Linked DNA regions of Homo sapiens: region 1 is linked to region 2. Evidence: chromatin loops called from intact Hi-C (ENCODE). Cell type or tissue: dorsolateral prefrontal cortex. All regions are shown on one strand. Region 1 overlaps DLG2 (discs large MAGUK scaffold protein 2). Region 2 overlaps DLG2 (discs large MAGUK scaffold protein 2).

Region 1 (5,000 bases), 120 kb before region 2:
ATCAAATGTTTACTGCATACCTGTTATGTGTCAGACTCTGGGCCAGATATTAGAGATATGATAAATAATAAAAATGATAATCAATAATCATAGTAAACACATATAGCCCATATTACATGCCAGGCACTATTTTAAAGTATTTTACATATATTAACACAATCAAACTTTCACGATAACTTATGAGGTAGCTATTATAATTACCTTATTTTACAGATGAGAAAAGTGTGTCTCCAAGAGGTTAAGAAACTTGCCCCAAGTCATTGATCTGGTAAGTGTCAGAGGCAGAATTCAAAGCTAGACAGTTTGGCTCCAGAAACCATGCTGTTAACCACTCAGCTATACTACTTCTTCCAGATAGACAAGGTCCTTGCTTTCATGAAACCCACATTAATAATACACAATTGTTTGTGGAATGAATGGATAGAAGAATAGACTCATGCAGAGAGGGAGAATGTAGAGGAACTTCAGGTATGGAGAACATAGTTGATAATGGCAGCCCTTAATAATACAGAAATAACACGATAATAATAATAACTAACATTTATTTAATACTTGCATGCCATATATTTTAGGAGTCCTATGTCACATATTTTGACATGAATCATATAACTTATCATGAGAAGAGCTCCAGGAAGTAGATACTATTAATCAGGCAAATTTTACAGATGAGAAAAACTGTTTTTTAAAGAGATTAACTTGCAACAAAGAGGTCACACTGCCTCCAATTGTCAAAGCCATCAATTGGATCACAAGCCTCCTTACGAGATGAAAATGAGATTATATTTGTATGTTGATTCATTAAAAGCTAGGGCTCATATCACCTGTTCTTTCTCCCTTTAGGAGAACAGGGTTTCTTTCCGAGTTTACATATAAAAGTAGAATAAATTCCAAAGTATTATAAAAGCTTGAGGAATCATTATATTTCCTGCTTAATCCAGTGGTAATAGTATACTGCATCATCCTAATACACTGACCAGTCAAAAAATAAATAAGTAAAATGGAAAGCAGCTTAACATATCTCACTGATCTCACTGTCTCTTCAAAACCTTCTTATACATTTGATTAATCATTTATTTTAGGGCCATTACCACTTGTGCTTAGATAATGATTTATTTTTTATTCTTTTTATTTTTTTGAGATGGAGTTTTGCTCTTGTTGCCCAGGCTGGAGTGCCATGGCGTGATCTTGGCTCACTGCAACCTCTGCCTCCCGGGTTCAAGCAATTCTCCTGCCTCAGCCTCCCGAGTAGCTGGGATTACAGGCATATGCCACCACTGCCAGCTAATTTTGTATTTTTAGCAGACACAGGGTTTCACCATGTTGGCCAGGCTGGTCTCAAACTCCTGACCTCAGGTGATTCACCCACCTCAGCCTCTCAAAGTGCTGGGATTACAGGCGTGAGCCACCACACCTGGCCGATAATGAATATTTACATGTGATGTTCTATGGTTTAAAATGTATATGAAAGTGGGTGTTTCCTCTAAAAAAAAAAAAGATTGCCTAAGGCAGCTTTTAATACTGTGACTATGGCCCACAAAAACATCTATACTGAGAGAACAGAAGAGAAACAGTATCTGGTGGCATAACACAGGGGGAATGAGAAGTCAATAATAATTAAAAATAAAAACCAAAGGCTAGAAACTAACTGGATTAGATTATAAGTGACAGCAAAGCTCTGTTTCTGACAAGGGCTCATTGTCTCTCTCCTCAGAGTATGGAAACTACACAGCTCATTAGATTATCAGTGAAAGAGAAATGTGGTCAGTGCTTATTAAATTGCACCTTTTGCCATTTTTAAGGTGGGCAGTGAAATGATCCAGAAAATATTACCTTCAACAACATTTTCATAGAGTGACTTTGCTAACAGAGTCTTCAGACCACGAGGAAAATTTTTAGACCATAAAGCAGAAGTTGAGGGAAAGGTAGTGGTGAGAAATGGGGAAAGAGGATACTGGGGAGAATAATAATAGTGGTTTAAAATAGTGGTAGTTCACTCAGTTTCTATTTGGTGACTGAAATATTGAAAAATTTACTTAGATTTCAGTCACAGAACAGGTGGTATTATGATACTGGCAACAGAATGTAGTGATTAAAAGCACATGCTTTTGAGTCACGCATACTGAAGCTTAGACCCTGGTGCTTCCTAGCTGTGTGATTTGGGGAGACTTGTTTAACCTTGTAAGCTTTAGTTTTGACATCTGCAAAACAGGAATGATAGCAGTTACTGCTTCAAAAGGCTATTGATTAAAATGTGTTGGCCTATATAAAGTGACAGGCACAATACAGTTCTTAATGTTAGCTCTTATCACTAATACTATTGTCATCATCTGTAAGCAGGATTTCTTGGTGAAAATTTTCGCTGATCATTTTCTTATAAACATCTGTGAACTGATGAGTTTAATTAGGGTGCTGCTGATGAAGCTTCTGTGTGGTCTTTTTAAAAATTCAGAATAGTACCGGATTTGGACCAAAAAGTGCTCTTTTGTGCTGAAGTCTTCAAAATGTTTTCCACAAAAGTGAGTTTGTTTGGGTTAATTATGTGTGTGCATTATCCTATGAACTCTCAAGATAAAGGGCCTACAGCTGGAGCTGATTGTATGCAATGAGAAGGGACATTACACTGATTGGCTAGTTGCTCTTGTCATTGTTTGTCATTGTCTTTTTTATTCTTTTTTTTCTCATTTGCATCAAATATCTGCCTATAATGGTGAACACTGAGCAACTGGCCTGGTTTCAAGGAAAAAAATCATGTGAATTTGATTGAAGTGCTCTCTGTGGGGTGCACCACACAGACGGGGACATATGTGCAGCCTGGCTGTGTGTTTGCTAATAGGAAAGAGGACTGAGGCCAAGAAAGAGAGGCTGGAGGTGAGATGACTCATTCTCTCAAACAGAAGAGGGAGCACTGAATTTGAACATGATGCAGACAAAGGAAGGCAAACCAGCTGAAGAAAGAGGTGCCAGGAGACTTGCAAGGAGACATGGCAAGTTTTGTGGGAATTCAAATGTGTGTAAGCAAACATAAATGTAATAATACAAAGGTGGGAGGTGTGGGGGCATGAGAATATAATAAAGAGGAATGAGCAATATAGAGATGGCAAGATACTGACCTTTCCATGTTCTTGCAGGAATATCAGTATGGTGGGATGAACTGGGAGGTGATTACAGACATTAAGGTTACCTAAGGCATAGTACAAGGAAATGTGGAACTCTAGAATCATTGGTAAGAAAACTCTAAAGTTAACTTTTAAACAGGAAACAAAGTGGCTGATCATTAGGTTGTAAGATAAATTAAAAAGCAGACCAATCCAATGTAGTAATGCCAATGCTATGAAAATAAATATGCATAAACCAAGGATTAAAATCTCCATAGTACTCTGAAATTAACTATTATAATAAAATGTATTCAAAATAATAACTATTAATAAATAAAAGGCATGTTAGTAATGGTTATCTTTGGATAATAAATATTTTCTTGTTTTTCATCTTTTCAGAAATGAATATGTATGTCATAGAGCAAAATTAACTCTAAATGAGCAAGAACAAAAACTTTAAGAAAGAACAGAAGCTAAGTACAGTGGTGTCATTATGAGACACACACAGCAGCATCTCATGAGTAATGAAAATCGGAATGGGAAAAAAGAAAGTTAATTTCTCAAGGCCAATGAATAGACTTAAATTTACTAGAAATAATATTCATATGTTAAACCTTGCTGTTTCTAGAAACGAAGGCAACTTGATACAGGGAGAATAATTTTGAACATAGAATCAGATCAGATCTGGTTTTAATTCCTAGTTTCACGAATTTAAGTCAGTTAACATATTTACTAAGAATTCATTTTCTTACATGTAAAATGGGAATTATACTTATTTGTAGATTTGTGTTTATGAGAAAAGAATAATACCATGAAGTTGAAAAGACTCTGTATGATATAAAGTAGCATACGAATAGAAATCAAACAGCCATAATCAGACATCATGCTTTGTTGATCCTGCTGCTGTTCAGGGCTCTTTATGTAGAAATTATCAATCCCTATATTGTGAAACACTTATTCCTACAGTGCCTCTTCCCACCTCCAAGAATGATCTTCTCAAGGGCAACTGATTAGATCATATTCATCTCTATTCCCCTAGCTGATGCAATATAAATAGTTGGCACTTAATAAGTGTTGAGGTATTAAGCTAAGTTTTAAAAAAATGATCGCAGAACACCAAAGGAAAAGCAATCAAAATTCCCTATTTTATAGAAAGAATGAAGCATTTGTGTTGCATTCTATTTTACATTTGTGTTGAGTCAGAGAGTAAAGCAATAAGAATGAAGGTCATTCAAGCAACAATACACATTTATTGGATACCCACTCTGTGCCAGGCACAGGATATAAGGATGAAAAGCTGGTACAGAATCTTAGCACCAGATCATATTAGTTTATAAGGTACACAGTCAAAGCTCCATCATTGTGATTCTATTCTTCCTTCATTAATCATTAATTCATTTCTTAACCTTTTACTCCATATAAAGAAAGAGAGCAAGCAAGAGTGATTGTTTTGATTTACTCAAATTTCTTCTCTAGCAGAGGTCACCAAAATGGACAGTATGATATGAACCCTAGGGCAATCCACTGGGTACAAGAGAAAAACATTTGCATTTCTATTAATATTAATCACATGGATATTTATATTTCTATTTCCATTTTCATATGTTTTAAAATGTAAACAATATATTAGCATAGTAATATATATGTAATTTAGAGTAGAGAAATATATTAGTGGCAACCTTTGGAGTGTGCTATTAAGATAATTTTAAAATGACAGCAACATGATACTTACAGAGCAGATTCTATAAAGAGGGCTATTACACTGAGTATAAGCAAAATAAAAAAGAGTGCAATAGGAGGTTCTAACCCTTAAATAAAATATGTCATAGCAATTACATTGTATTATAACTTATTACATTTGAGATAAATTAGAAGAGAGTTCAAGAAACAGTTGTCCAGGTTTTA
Region 2 (5,000 bases):
GCTGTTATGCATAATGGTGCTATGAACCTTAGTGTACAAGTTTTTGTGTAGACATATGTTTTCAGTTCTCTTGGGTATATGCTAGGAGTAGAATGACTGGTCGTGTGGCAATTCTATTTTTAGCTGTTAGATGGACTGCCAGACTGTTTTCTAAAGTAGCTGCACCATTTTACAATCCCACCAGGCATGCTGAGGGTTCTGATTCTCTACATCCTTGCCAACACTTATACTGTCCATCTTTTTTATTATAGCCATTCTTGTGGGTATAAAGTGGTATCTCCCTGTACTTTTGATTTGCTGTTCACCAATGAATAATGATGCTGGACATCTTTTTATGTGCTCATTGGCCATTTGCATATCTTATTTGAATAAATATATATTCAAATTTGTGGTAGGCTGAATAATGCCCCTCACCTCAAGAAATTTATGTCCCAATGCCTGGAACCTGTGAATATGTTACTTTATATGGCACAAAAGACCTTTCAGATGTAATTCAGTTAAGGATCTTGAGATGAGGTGACTTTCTTGGATTATCCTGGGGTGTCCAATATAATCACAGGAGTCCTTATAAAGAAGAGTTAGTAGAGTCATAGTCAATGAAGAGATAGGATGATGGAAGTAAAGGTTGGATGGAGAAAAGGGTTATGAGCCAAGTGATTCAGATGGCCTTTTGAAGTTGGGAAAAGGAAAAGAAACAAATTATCCCATATAGTCTCTGGGGTTCCCCTGTCAACATTCCAAGTTTATCTCAGTGAGTCTGATTTTGGACTTCTGACGTCCAGAACTATAGGATAATAAATTCGCATTATTTTAAGTCACTAAGTTTGTAGTAATGTGTTACAGCAGCAATAGAAAATAATACGAAATGATTGATCATTTTTAAATTGGGTTATCTTCTTATTGTTGAGTTGTAGGAGTTTTATTACACATTCCGGATACAAGTCGTTTATCAGGTATATTATTTGCAAGTATTTTCTCTCATTATGTGGGTTATCTTTTAACTTCTTGATAGTGTCCTTTGAAAGCACAAAGTTTTTAATTGACGAACTCCAAGTTATCTATTTTTTCTTTGTTGCTCATGCTTTTTGTGTCATATAAAGAAACCACTTCCTAAACCAAGATCATAAAGATTTACTCCTACATTTTCTTCTAAGACTTTTATAGTTCTAGTTCTTACATGTAGGTCTATGATCCCATTTAATTAATATTTGTCTACAGTGTGAGATGGGAGCCAATTACATTCTTATGCAGGTATATATCCAGAAGTCTTGATAGAATTTGCTAGAGAAAAAAAAAAAAACAAAAATCCAACGAGTCATGTTTGCCACAAAGTTATTAATATTTCGGTCAACTCATAGGTGGATTTCCTTTATTGGAATATATGGCAGTTGACAGAAATAGGAAAACTCCAGCTGCGAAAGACTACTTGTGGGTGCCTGATGTTCTACCAGATGTGCAGCTGAAATTATTCTTCTTGTATAGAAATTTTCTTGTGTAACATAATACTAAATTGTTGGGGACTTGTCGATTGCCAGTCACCACAGAACCACTTGCTAGGTGATTTTCTTCTTGTCCAAGTACTCTATAAATACAATTAGGGCTGATATTATGGACAGAGAAAATCAAAAGAGAGGGTTGTTACCCTTCAATACTTTTCACTTTTGTTGGGAGAGATGGAAAAAATAATCCTTAAGAATGAGTCCATTGAGATTTGCATCATACATCTTTCTAAAGAGAGCGCTGGTATCATTTATACTAGGTAATAAAGTCTCCCTTCTCATGAAGGTCTTCCTGTTCAGAGCAACAGCTGGGCTTGTATCCTGCTTTGACCCCCAAAACAATGATGAAATAAATGTTTACTTGGATTTGGAAGCACTAGAAGTCTCTGCCTTTGAATAAAACATTTACCATGATCATAGTCATTTAGTGCAACAATCAGTTGGGGTACAGTGGAAATTGACAGGTTGGATGTTGTGACTTGTGGGGTTTTTTTATTTGCAATCACCCAAACTCATGACAGTTCAGTATGGAGAGGTACTCTAAGAATTTAGCAATCTCTTATGCTATTTCCACTTCCTAGAAATCTTTCATTTTCTTAAACAATTGGTAAGTGGGTCTTGGGAATAAGTGTCAGACTGTGATGCCTGGAAGTTACTCCCTTTCCTCTGTTTGGTGCTTCTCATTTGCACAGAAAACAAAAAACAAACAAAAAAACCAAGCTGAGCTTTATCTTTTCCATTTCTAAGCCTTCATCTCGTGATGATTACCAATCATTTTTCTTCCTTCTTTTCCTCCCCTCTCTGTGTTTCCTTTTCCTCCCCTCCCCTTCTGTCTTTCTCATCGTGTTCTTATTTTAAAATCATCACTGAGTTAGTGGATATACATTAATGAAAAAGCAAAAAAATGAATTGACAAAGGACAGCCAAAGGACAACGTTGTTGTTTATACACAAGAACTGCATTCTTGAAACATTCGTCCTTGACCTCTCAACTTTGTCAGTACAGTCAAACCTCAGTATAATCATTATTCTTGTTTGAAATAAACATGTATGTTGTCTTGGTTTTTATGAGGACAAAGACAACCTTACCTGTAAACAGACACAGAAGTAATAAATGAAGCAATGGATTTAAAGAAAAGAAAACTTCTTTTTTTTTATATCTTGTCTGGGAGTAGAAATGATTATGCTGAAGGCTAAGAGATTAAATTGTGTCACTTGTCAGGAAATTGGCAAGCAGCCATCTTTTCTGCCTGTTTCTACATGGTGCTTTTGTGCTGTGGATGCCTTTAATAAACGCACTCTTGTGTAAAATGTCATTGCTGCATTGCCAAGTGGAGGCTGTCATGTGATAGCTCTTCCCCATGATGACATATCAATATTGGTCCCTGGCAATTCTAGGACTTCAAACTACACAGAGGGCATTTTTATAATTCAAATACAAGTGAAGAAATAAAAATCATTCTTCATATCATGGATGTATATCTATTTTGCTCTGAAAGAAAACCTAATGTTCTTTTCAAATACTGCTTAAAGATAGGTAACGCTGGCCAGGCGCGGTGGCTCACGCCTGTAATCCTAGCACTTTGGGAGGCCGAGGCAGGTAGATTGCCTGAGGTCAGGAGTTCAAGACCAGCCTGGCCAACATGGTGAAACCCCGTCTCTACTAAAAATGCAAAAATTAGCTGGGCGTGGTAGCAGGCGCCTGTAATCCCAGCTACTCACGAGGCTGAGGCAGGAGAATCGCTTGAACCCAGGAGGCGGAGGTTGCAGTGAGCCAAGATCGCACCATTGCACTCCAGCCTGGGTGACAAGAGTGAGATTTCATCTCAAAAAAAAAAAAAAAAAAAAAAGATAGATAATGCTATCAAATTTTAATGACTACTCTAGAAGACAAAACACAAATGACGAGTAACATTTTTTAAAAGTTTCATCTTACTCTTAATCAAGTAAATGCAAAGCAAAGCAGGGAAATATACCATTGTTTGCCTTGGACATACGTGTATGCCAAAATTACATATGTGAAACCACATGCAACACTGACAACATATTGCAAAGTAGGACCTCTCCAACATTGTTGGTAAAAGTAAAATTTGGTAGAATATTTCTGGAAAGAAATTTGGTAACATGCATCAAAAGGTTTTAAAATGTTCATTCTATCAGGTTCAGAAATTCTATAGTAGAAATATATACTAAGGAAATAATGAGGTACAAGGTTAATAATGTTTTCCAAAAGATGTCCATATATTTAAAATGCTCATAAACTGAAAATAAATTCCAAACAATGTGAATGGCTAAATATGCTACTTTATAGCAATTAAATTATTTGCAAAGGCTTTTTTACTGATACAGGGAAAGGTCTCTGAACTAAGGTTAAGCGAAGTTAAACAAAAATTAAATATCATATAGAGTATGATCTAAACTAAGTTTAAAAGGCAAAAAATATCAGAAAGACATGTACAAAAATGTTACTAGTGATTAGCTTTGTGTAGTGCAAAAATGAAAGTGCTGTGTTTTGCTTAGTCTTTGTCTACTCTTCTTTATTTTATATTTATTACACAAAGGACAAATATCACGGCCATAAACACACATACCCGAAAAGTTCTATTTAAAAAGAAGTTCTATCAGAAAATGGTCACTGTTCAGAGAAATTCATCTAAACCGCCATGTGCTCTTCTTGCCTTGCCTCTTGACTTAGCCCTCATCTCACATTTTCCCTGCAGTTTCTGGCTGTCTCCCTCACTCCAGCTCAGATTCACATCTCCAGCCAGTAGAGGGAAAACAGGTCTCAGTCTCCATCTCTGCTGTCCCTCCACCCGAGGGACTAGATTCCTCCCTTTTACTGGCGTGGGTCCACCTCTTGCTTTTGATTGATTGTGCTTTGGCCTCTTGCCTTTAGGTATTAGAAAGTCCCAAGTCCAATCATGAGGCCTGATCAGTGTTTCTGAAGTTTTGGGTGTGACAGTATTACCGGAGACCTGCAACAGCAAGCTACTCTGCAGCCCAGTTTAAGGGAATTTTAGGGTCCAGAATTTATATGTCTATATTAGTTTCTTGTTGTTACATGACAATTTACCACAAATTAATCAGTTTAAGACAACATATACTTATTATCTCAGAATTTCAGCAGGTCAGGAATCTAGACGTGACTCAGAGGAGTCCTCTACTTTGGTATCACGAGGCTGCATGCACTGATGTGTCAGCTGGACTGTATTCATTTTGGGAACTTGGGGTTCTCTTATAAGCTCATGTAGCAATCTGCAGAAATCAATTCCTTGTGACTGTATGTCTGATGTCTTCTATCTTGCTAGCTGTAGCCTGGGGACTTACTTAGTACGTAAAGGATGCCTTCAGGTCCTTACTACACAGCCCCCCATAGGTTCTTTAACAACATGGAAGTTTGCTTCATCCATGCCAGTAAGAGAATCTCTCTGTTTTTAAAAGTCTCATTACATGGGTCAGTCTGAATCAGGATAATCTCCATTTTGATTAAATCAAAGTCAAA

Evidence for each region. Peaks named below come from ENCODE experiments on the same cell type or tissue, not always from the same donor. Only the 100,000 strongest peaks of a DNase experiment are listed, where the experiment ranks them.
Region 1: it touches region 2 in a loop (2.3-fold over the local background); 3 of 110 quality-filtered maps call a loop at or near these places.

The regions. Positions count from the first base shown.
Region 1 is chr11:83,968,456-83,973,455 of GRCh38, forward strand. All of the region lies in intron 12 of DLG2 (discs large MAGUK scaffold protein 2), which reads right to left. Among named protein-coding and RNA genes, the nearest start is that of DLG2-AS2, 330 kb to the left of the region's middle. In dorsolateral prefrontal cortex, CTCF peaks have their summits at 2,881 and 3,089; no DNase peak of the experiment used is centred here; H3K4me3 peaks cover 1,721 bases; H3K27ac peaks cover 5,000 bases.
Region 2 is chr11:84,087,089-84,092,088 of GRCh38, forward strand. All of the region lies in intron 10 of DLG2 (discs large MAGUK scaffold protein 2), which reads right to left. Among named protein-coding and RNA genes, the nearest start is that of DLG2-AS2, 450 kb to the left of the region's middle. In dorsolateral prefrontal cortex, a CTCF peak has its summit at 4,293 (motif pointing right); DNase peaks (open chromatin) are centred at 2,783 and 3,063; H3K4me3 peaks cover 392 bases; H3K27ac peaks cover 5,000 bases.